Regions from separate parts of the Homo sapiens genome. Here region 2 is linked to region 1. A link is an interaction called in ENCODE POLR2A ChIA-PET data of the cell type or tissue named here. Cell type or tissue: GM12878. All regions are shown on one strand.

Region 1 (4,000 bases):
TAACATTTGTTTGAAGGCTGAGTGACTTCTTGGACTAATAAATTCTAAATTTAGTGCTGAGACAGTGTCTGTCACATAGCTGGATCCAAAACCTGTTGACAGAATGAATGAAGCATTAATAACTCTGTTGCCCGTAATAAAACATTGGCCCTTTATTGAGCCCTTACAAGTACCAGGCACTGTTAATACACAGAAAGAAAGATGTCTGGCACTCCATACATTTCCTTCCTTCCTTTCCTTCTCTTTCTTCCTTCCTTTCCTTCTCTTTCTTTGTTTCTTTCTTTCTTTCTTTTTCCTTCCTTCCTTCCTTCCTTCCTTCCTTCCTTCCTCCCTCCCTCCCTCCCTTTCTTCCTTTCTTTCCTTCTTTTTTTCCTTCCTTTCCTTCCTTTCTTCTTTTTTCCTTTGAGACAGGATCTCACTCTGTTGCCTAGGCTGGAGTGCAGTAGCACGATCATGGCTCACTGCAGCCTTGACCTCCTGGGCTCAAGCAATCCTCCTGCCTCAGCCTCCTGAGTAGCTGAGACTACAGGCATGTGCCACCATGCCTGGCTAATTTTTAAAATTTTTAGTAGAGATAAGATCTCACTATGTTGTCCAGGCTGGTCTTGAACTTCTGGGCTCAAGCAATCCTCCTACCTTGGTCTCCCACAGTGCTGGGATTACAGATGTGAGCCACCATGCCTGGCCTTCTTCTTTTCTTTGTAAGCATTATCGCATTTGGCCCAACTACCCTCTGAGATGACTACTTGTTTTATAAGTGAGCACAAGCTCAGTGACATCATGTCCCCTGCTGTGGTTACACAGCTGGCAGGTGTCTCCAGATGGGGCTGACTCCAAAGTTTGGTGCTTCCATATATATTTTGTGATGCCTCCCTGTGTTAATGAACCAAAACAGAATTTCTTAATATTTTTTTCTTTTTTTTTCTTTTTTTTTTTTTTTTTTTTTTTGAGACAGAGTCTCACTCTGTCACCCAGGCTGGAGTGCAGTGGCACGATCTCAGCTCACTACAACTTCTGCCTCCTGGGTTCAAGTGATTTTCCTGCCTCAGCCTTCCAAGTAGCTGGGATTACAAGTGTCTGCCACCATACCTGGCTAATTTTTGTATTTTTAGTAGAGATGGAGTTTCGCCATGTTGGCCAGGCTGGTCTCGAACTCCTGACCTCAGGTGATCCGCCTGCCTCAGCCTCCCAAATTGCTGGGATTACAGGTGTGAGCCACCGTGCCCGGCCTTTGCTTTCATTTTAATAAAACATGTTTTTCTTTTCTGATTATAAACATGTATTTACACTCTATTTTTTAAAATAAGGCATTACAGAAAGTGGAAATCTGACTTTTTAAGACTTCTTAGAATGTTCTCTCAAGATCCATGGCAACCCTTCCCGGGCATAGCAGATCTGGAACACGTGGCTCTTGTGGGCTCTTCCTTCTGGGTTGTCTCCAGGTCAAGGGATGTATGTATCCCATCGCTGACCTTTCTTTCTAGGTACCTCCCTCCCCACTAATCTTCAAAGATAACTGAGGGATGTTGTAAAGGCAATAAAGCCACCTCGACTTTCTCCCCCTAACCTGCATTTCCCATTAAGTCTTGTTTTCAACTCTACAGGTGGGGTTTTCCCCAGCCAGACCTTAGGTTATTTTCTGAGCTTTGGTTTCTTACTGGGGTTTGGGTGCAATAAGGAAGTTGACAAGTGAAACTGTTTTTTCCAGGGTAGCTGAGCTAAGCCTCTTATCATTGGAGGAGCGGGGAGCAGTCCTGGGATGGGTGGTAACAGGTGGAGGAAGGTGAGCCAGCCCATGGCTCTCTGGATTGGCTGCCATGAGCTCAGTTCCTGGGAGATACTGTATATATGGACGGCCAAAGCATCTTCTGAGACACTCAGAAAATTGCCAGCACCAAAGTAGTGGCATCTTCTCCCTGGGAGAGCTGGGTCTGACTTCTCACTGGACACAACTTCCAGCTGACAGGGAGCAGAGCCTAACACAGAGACCTCTTGTCTGAAGATCCCAGCCCAGGGTGTTCAGGACAGAAGCGATTTCTGTGGTCCAAGGTTGGTTGAACAATACCCTCTCCTTTGGGGGCGGGAGCAGTGGGTATGTATCTTGGGGTCCGGAGAAGAGTTTAGTCCTGGGTGTCAAACCAAGAGTCCAGTCCCAATGCTGCTTCCAGCATGCTGGGCCCTCCCAGAGAGGCAATGGGGGTGGAGGTGGGGGATCAGTTTTCTTATCTCTAAAAAGAGGGAGCAAGGTTCAATGACATTATCTCAACGGGGTGTTTCTCAAAGGGCTCTGGGCTCACTCGGACTTAAAACTCTGTATTCAAGTCCCAATCCTGCTTATTAGCCGCCACCCTGAGCAAGGAACTTCACTTCCTTGGGCCTCAGTTTTCTTGTCTGTAGGATGGGGCAGCATTACATAGCTCACCTGCTAGTTTCCCTCAGGATGTGGTAGAGGTCAAGTTATAGACTTTATGTGAAGGTACATGAGGGAACCCCCTGATAAATGAGAGGTGTTATTATGACCTATGGTTAAATTAAGGTTCTATGAGTTTTAAGGTTTTTGGAAGTTAGTCCAAGAATGGGGAAATCTTATTAAAATAACTCATGGTCTACTGCTCTCTTGGATGGGAATGTAGAGGCTGGGAGGTGGATTATAACCCACAGTCCTGACCGACTCCTCACACAGTGTTGCATTGCCCGTGGTCTTGGATAGAGGACAGAATGGGGTGGGGAGGGCATGGGTGTCTATACCTAGGCACACGTGATTGTGTGACTCCATGTGCATAGGTCATGGTAGGTGTGTATGTGACTGTGATTACCTCCATCAGTGTGAAATAGCAGGTTTCTCCCCTAAGTCCATGTGTAAGTGCGTGCATGTGTATCTATGCTTACATGAGGCCATTTGGTGTAGAATAGAGAATGTAGGATTTGAATCGGGAGAAGTGGGAGAGTCTCAGCTCTCTGCTTCCCGGCTATGTGACCTTGGGCGTGTCTCTTAATGGTCCGGAGCCTCAGTGCCCCACTGTTAGCCCATCTGATTCACTGCTCCTGGCAAAGATGAAATGAGATCATGTCAATGAAACGGCTCTCTGGACGCCGTGTGGCTGCATGAAGGTGAGCTGGTTTGGGTTTGCACATGCCTGTGTATCATTTGTTTGTTTCACAAACACTGAGAGCCTCCCAGGCTCAGGTCCCCTCTCATGGAATTTAGAGTTAGGACCGATGGCAAGCGGTGAGCTTGGTCACATAATTATTCCCTTACACTTGGGACAGGAGAAATACAGGGCGTCTTGAGTCCATGTTGGTCTGTGGTGTGCACAAGTGTGTTCTGGTGACACGTGGATGTCTGTGGTGTTGACTGTGGGTCCACGTGTGTGTGCCACACACTCTGTCCCTCAGGGTGCTGCTGTGGGTGTGCAGCAGGTTGGCTCTCTGTGAAGTTTCTATTGTGTGAATCATGGGGTGGAGAAGGGGAGCCGCGAAGTTATCTCCATGAAAGGCACCAGAGCAGTTAGAGAGTAACGCGGCCAGGTGAACAAATTAGAGAACAGCATAGAGATGAGGTCACCGTGCAACTTAGAAAGTAAACAACACACAGCAGCAAGCTTGGGGAAGGCAAGCAAACTTCCCGTTCCAGGGTCAGCTTTGTGAGCCTTCTCTGGTTCTTTGTTGCTGTTGCTGGACATGTCACCGGTAAATGTCACATCTTATCAGAAGCAGTCTTGTGATGTGCAGATCACTTGGGTATTTCTGAGCTGATTTGGACTTTGCTCTGACATCCACTTTCGGCCAAGGCAATAACAAGTTTACAAGATCAGCTGGGTTTCCGCATAGTGAGACCACGCTGCTCACTTAGGATTCCTGGTCTGGAGCACAGTCTGCACAGGGTGGGATTCCCTGGTGGTCGGACTGAACGTAGTTGAGCACCTGGGGCACAAAACAAAAAAAGAAGAAGAAAGGAAAGGAAAGTCTTGCTTTGATAAATCCTGGATAGCAGAATTTT
Region 2 (4,000 bases), 990 kb after region 1:
CATGTATACGCACTCCATTCAACAGCATCAAGTGCCACCCATGTGCCTAAGCCAGCGTGGACACCCAGCCCAGCTGAGCCTTCAGATGACACCTGCCCCGTCTTCATTTGACTATAGCAACATGACATATCCCAAGCAAGAACCACCCAGCTGGGCCCAGTTAATCCACAGAACCATGAAAGACAATAAAATGCCAATTTAAGAATGTCCTAGATGAATAAATAAAAACTAACTTTATTAAAATCTCCACCTTTGATATCTGTCTTTTAAATATTCTTTGTGGCCGGGCGCGGTGGCTCACGCCTGTAATCCCAGCACTCTGGGAGGCTGAGGTGGGCAGATCATGAGGTCAGGAGTTCGAGACCGGCCTGACCAATATGGTGAAACCCCATCTCTACTAAAAAAATACAAAAATTAGCCGGGCATTGGGGTGCGCGCCTGTGGTCCCAGCTACTTGGGAGGCTGAGGCAGAAGAATCACTTGAACCCACGAGGCGGAGGTTGCAGTGAGCCGAGATCACACCACTGCACTCTAGCCTGGGTGACAGAGTGAGACTTCATCTCAAAACAAAACAAAACAAAACAAAAAAGAACTGGCTGGGCACAGTGGCTCATGCCTTTAATCCCAGCACTTTGGGAGGCCAAGGCAGGAATGAATGGCTCGAGCTCAGGAGTTTGAGACCAGCCTGGACAACACAGGGAGACCTGATCTCTACAACAAGTTAAAAAATGAGGTGGGCATGATGGTGCATGCATGTAGTCTTAGCTACTTGGGAGGCTGAGATGAAAGGATCACTTGAGCCTGGAAGTCAAGGCTAGATACAGTGAGCCAAGACTGTGCCACCGCACTCAAGCCTGGGCAAGAGTGAGACCCCATATCAAAAAAAAAAAAAAAAAAAAAAAAGGCTGGGTGTGGTGGCTCATGCCTATAATCCCAGTAATTTGGGAGGCTGAGGCAGATGGATCACTTGAGGCCAGGAATTCAAGACCAGCCTGGTCGATGTAGCAAGATCACAAGACACCATCTTTACAAAAAATTTTAAAATGAGCTGGGCATGGTAGCACATACCTGTAGTCCTAGCTACTCTGGACGCTGAGGCAGGAGGATTACTTGAGCCCAGAAGTTGGAGGCTGCAAGTGAGCTATGACTGCACCACTGCACTCCAGCCTGGGTGACTGAGGGAGATGCTATCTCAGACAAAATCAAACAAAAGAACCAACAGTATGTTACCAATGATAAAAATCAAACTTTCAAGAGAAAACTCAAATTTAGAAAACGTGTATTGACCACTGTGAGCCCGACAGCTTCCCAATACTTAAAGACTTTTTAAAAATGAGATCAGTGGTGATATTAACGAATGTCACCCGCCCGGCCTATTATAACTTCTAACATGGTAAACATAAGCCCTTGGGGTCTTCAATAATTTTTAAGAATCTAAAGGGACTGGCGCAGTGGCTCACATCTGTAATCCCAGCACTTTGGGAGGCCGACGCGGGTGAATCACGAGGTCAGGAGATTGAGACCATCCTGGCTAACATGGTGAAACCCCGTCTCTACTAAAAACACAAAAAATTAGCTGGGCGTGGTGGCGGGCACCTGTAGTCCCAGCTACTCGGGAGGCTGAGGCAGGAGAATGGCATGAACCCGGGAGGCGGGGCTTGCAGTAAGCCGAGATTGTGCCACTGCACTCCAGCCTGGGTGACAGAGAGAGACTCCGTCTCAAAAAACAAAAACAAACAAACAAACAAAAAAAGAATCTAAAGGGATCTTGAGGCCAAAAAGTTTGAGAATGCTGTTTTATAATATTCTAAAGTTGACTTCAAAATAAGCCATCTTTCGCCCAGGCGCGGTGGCTCATGCCTGTAATCCCAGCACTTTGGGAGACCGAGGTGGGCAGATCACCTGAGGTCAGGAGTTCAAGACCAGCCTGACCAACATGGTGAAACCCCATCTCTACTAAAAACACAAAAAATTAGCCAGGCATGGTGACACATGCCTGTAATCCCAGCTACTTGGGAGACTGAGGCAGGAGAACTGCTCGAACACGGGAGGCAGAGGCTGCAGTGAGCCAACATCACGCCACGCCACTGCACTCCATCCTGGGCAACAGAGCAAAACTCTGTCTCAGAGAAAAAAAAAAAAAAAAAAAAAAGACACATAGACCAATGGAACAGAATAGAGAACCCAGAAACAAATCCACACATCTACAGTGAACTCACTTTTGACAAAGGTGCCAAGAACATACACTGAGGAAAAGACAGTCTCTTCAATAAATGGTGCTTGGAAAACTGGATATTCATATGGAGATGAATGAAACTAGACCCCTACCTCTTGCCATCCACAAAAACCAAATCAAAATAAAGACTTAAATCTGAGACTTCAAACCATGAAAGTACTACAAGAAAACAGGAGAAAATCTCCAGGACACTGGTCTGGGCAAAAATTTCTTGAGCAATACCCCGCAAGCACAGGCAACCAAAGCAAAAATGGTCAAATGGGATCACATCACATTAAACAGTTTCTGCACAGCAAAGGAAACAATCAACAAAGTGAAGAGACAACCCACAGAATGAGAGAAAATATTTGCAAACTACCCATTTCACAAGGGGTTAATAACAAGAATATATAACGAGCTCAAACAACTCTATAGGAAAAAAACGAATAATCTAATAAAAGGATGGGCAAAAGATTTTAATAGACATTTCTCAAAAGAAGACATACAAGGCCGGGTGTGGTAGCTCATGCCTGTAATCCCAACATTTTGGGAGGCTGAGGCAGGCAGATCACTTGAGGTCAGGAGTTCGAGACCAGCCTGGCCAACATGACAAAACCCCATCTCTACTAAAAATACAAAAATTAGCTGGGCGTGGTGGCGGGCGCCTGTAATCTGAGCTACTTGGGAGGCTGAGGCAGGAGAATCGCTTGAACCCAGGAGGTGGAGGTTACAGGGAGCCAAGATTGTGCCATTGCTCTCCAGCCTGGGTGACAAGAGCAAGATTCCATCTCAAAAAAACAAAAAAGAAAAGAAAAAAAGAAATATACACCTACTACTATGTACCCATTAAATTAAAAAAAAACAAAAACAAACAAAAAAAAAACTTAGCCAGGCACAGTGGTGTGCACCTGTAGTCCCAGCTACTTGGGAGGCTGTGGTGAGAGGACTGCCTAGGGAGGCCAAGCTTATCCAACCCATGGCCCATGACTGCATGCAGCCCAGGAGAGCTCTGAATGCATCCCAACGCAAATACGTAAACTTTATTAAAACATGAGATTCTTTTGCCATTTTTATTTTTAGCTCATCACTATTGTTAGTGTTAGTGTATTTTATGTATAGCCCAAGATAATAATTCTTCTTCCAATGTGGCCCAGGGATGCCAAAAGATTGGACACACCCCTGGTCCTAGGTGATATAGCAGTACCCAATCAAGAAAGAAAGAAGAGGCCGGGCGCGGTGGCTCACGCCTGTAATCCCAGCACTTTGGGAGGCCGAGGCCGGTGGATCACGAGGTCAGGAGATCGAGACCATCTTGGCTAACACGGTGAAACCCCGTCTCTACTAAAAATACAAAAAATTAGCCGGGCGTGGTGGCGGGCGCCTGTAGTCCCAGCTACTCAGGAGGCTTAGGCAGGAGAATGGTGTGAACCCAGGAGGCAGAGCTTGCAGTGAGCCTAGATCGCGCCACTGCACTCCAGCCTGGGTGACAGAGCGAGACTCCGTCTCAAAAAAAAAAAAAAAAAGAAAGGAGAAGAGAAGTTCCTACCTGCGACTGGGAGCTCAAGGCTCAGGGATGAACTGGACAACTGACCCCTGGAAATGCACGTACAATTGCTGCCACTGGGCCTGGCTGCTGCTAAAGCAAATGGCAAAGCAAATCAGTTCAACTCAGTAGCTCTCCCCGCTCAGGAGGTACTTTGACCTCTTCCCTCTTGGGGAACCTCAGAAGTCTCTGAAACTCCCCCCTTCTTCCTCCCTCACATTCCCTTCAGAGGAAAGCACTTG

Evidence for each region. Peaks named below come from ENCODE experiments on the same cell type or tissue, not always from the same donor. Only the 100,000 strongest peaks of a DNase experiment are listed, where the experiment ranks them.
Region 2: POLR2A ChIA-PET joins it to region 1 with 8 read pairs; 1 of 35 experiments calls an interaction of 5 or more read pairs at or near these places.

The regions. Positions count from the first base shown.
Region 1 is chr6:36,334,761-36,338,760 of GRCh38, reverse strand. BNIP5 (BCL2 interacting protein 5) reads left to right here and starts at 1,873. Exons shown (of 12, transcript NM_001010903.5): 1 at 1,873-2,049. In GM12878, no CTCF peak of the experiment used is centred here; a DNase peak (open chromatin) is centred at 1,627.
Region 2 is chr6:35,348,765-35,352,764 of GRCh38, reverse strand. All of the region lies in intron 2 of PPARD (peroxisome proliferator activated receptor delta), which reads right to left. Among named protein-coding and RNA genes, the nearest start is that of PPARD, 8.2 kb to the right of the region's middle. RefSeq lists an enhancer at 3,842-4,000. In GM12878, no CTCF peak of the experiment used is centred here; no DNase peak of the experiment used is centred here; H3K27ac peaks cover 256 bases.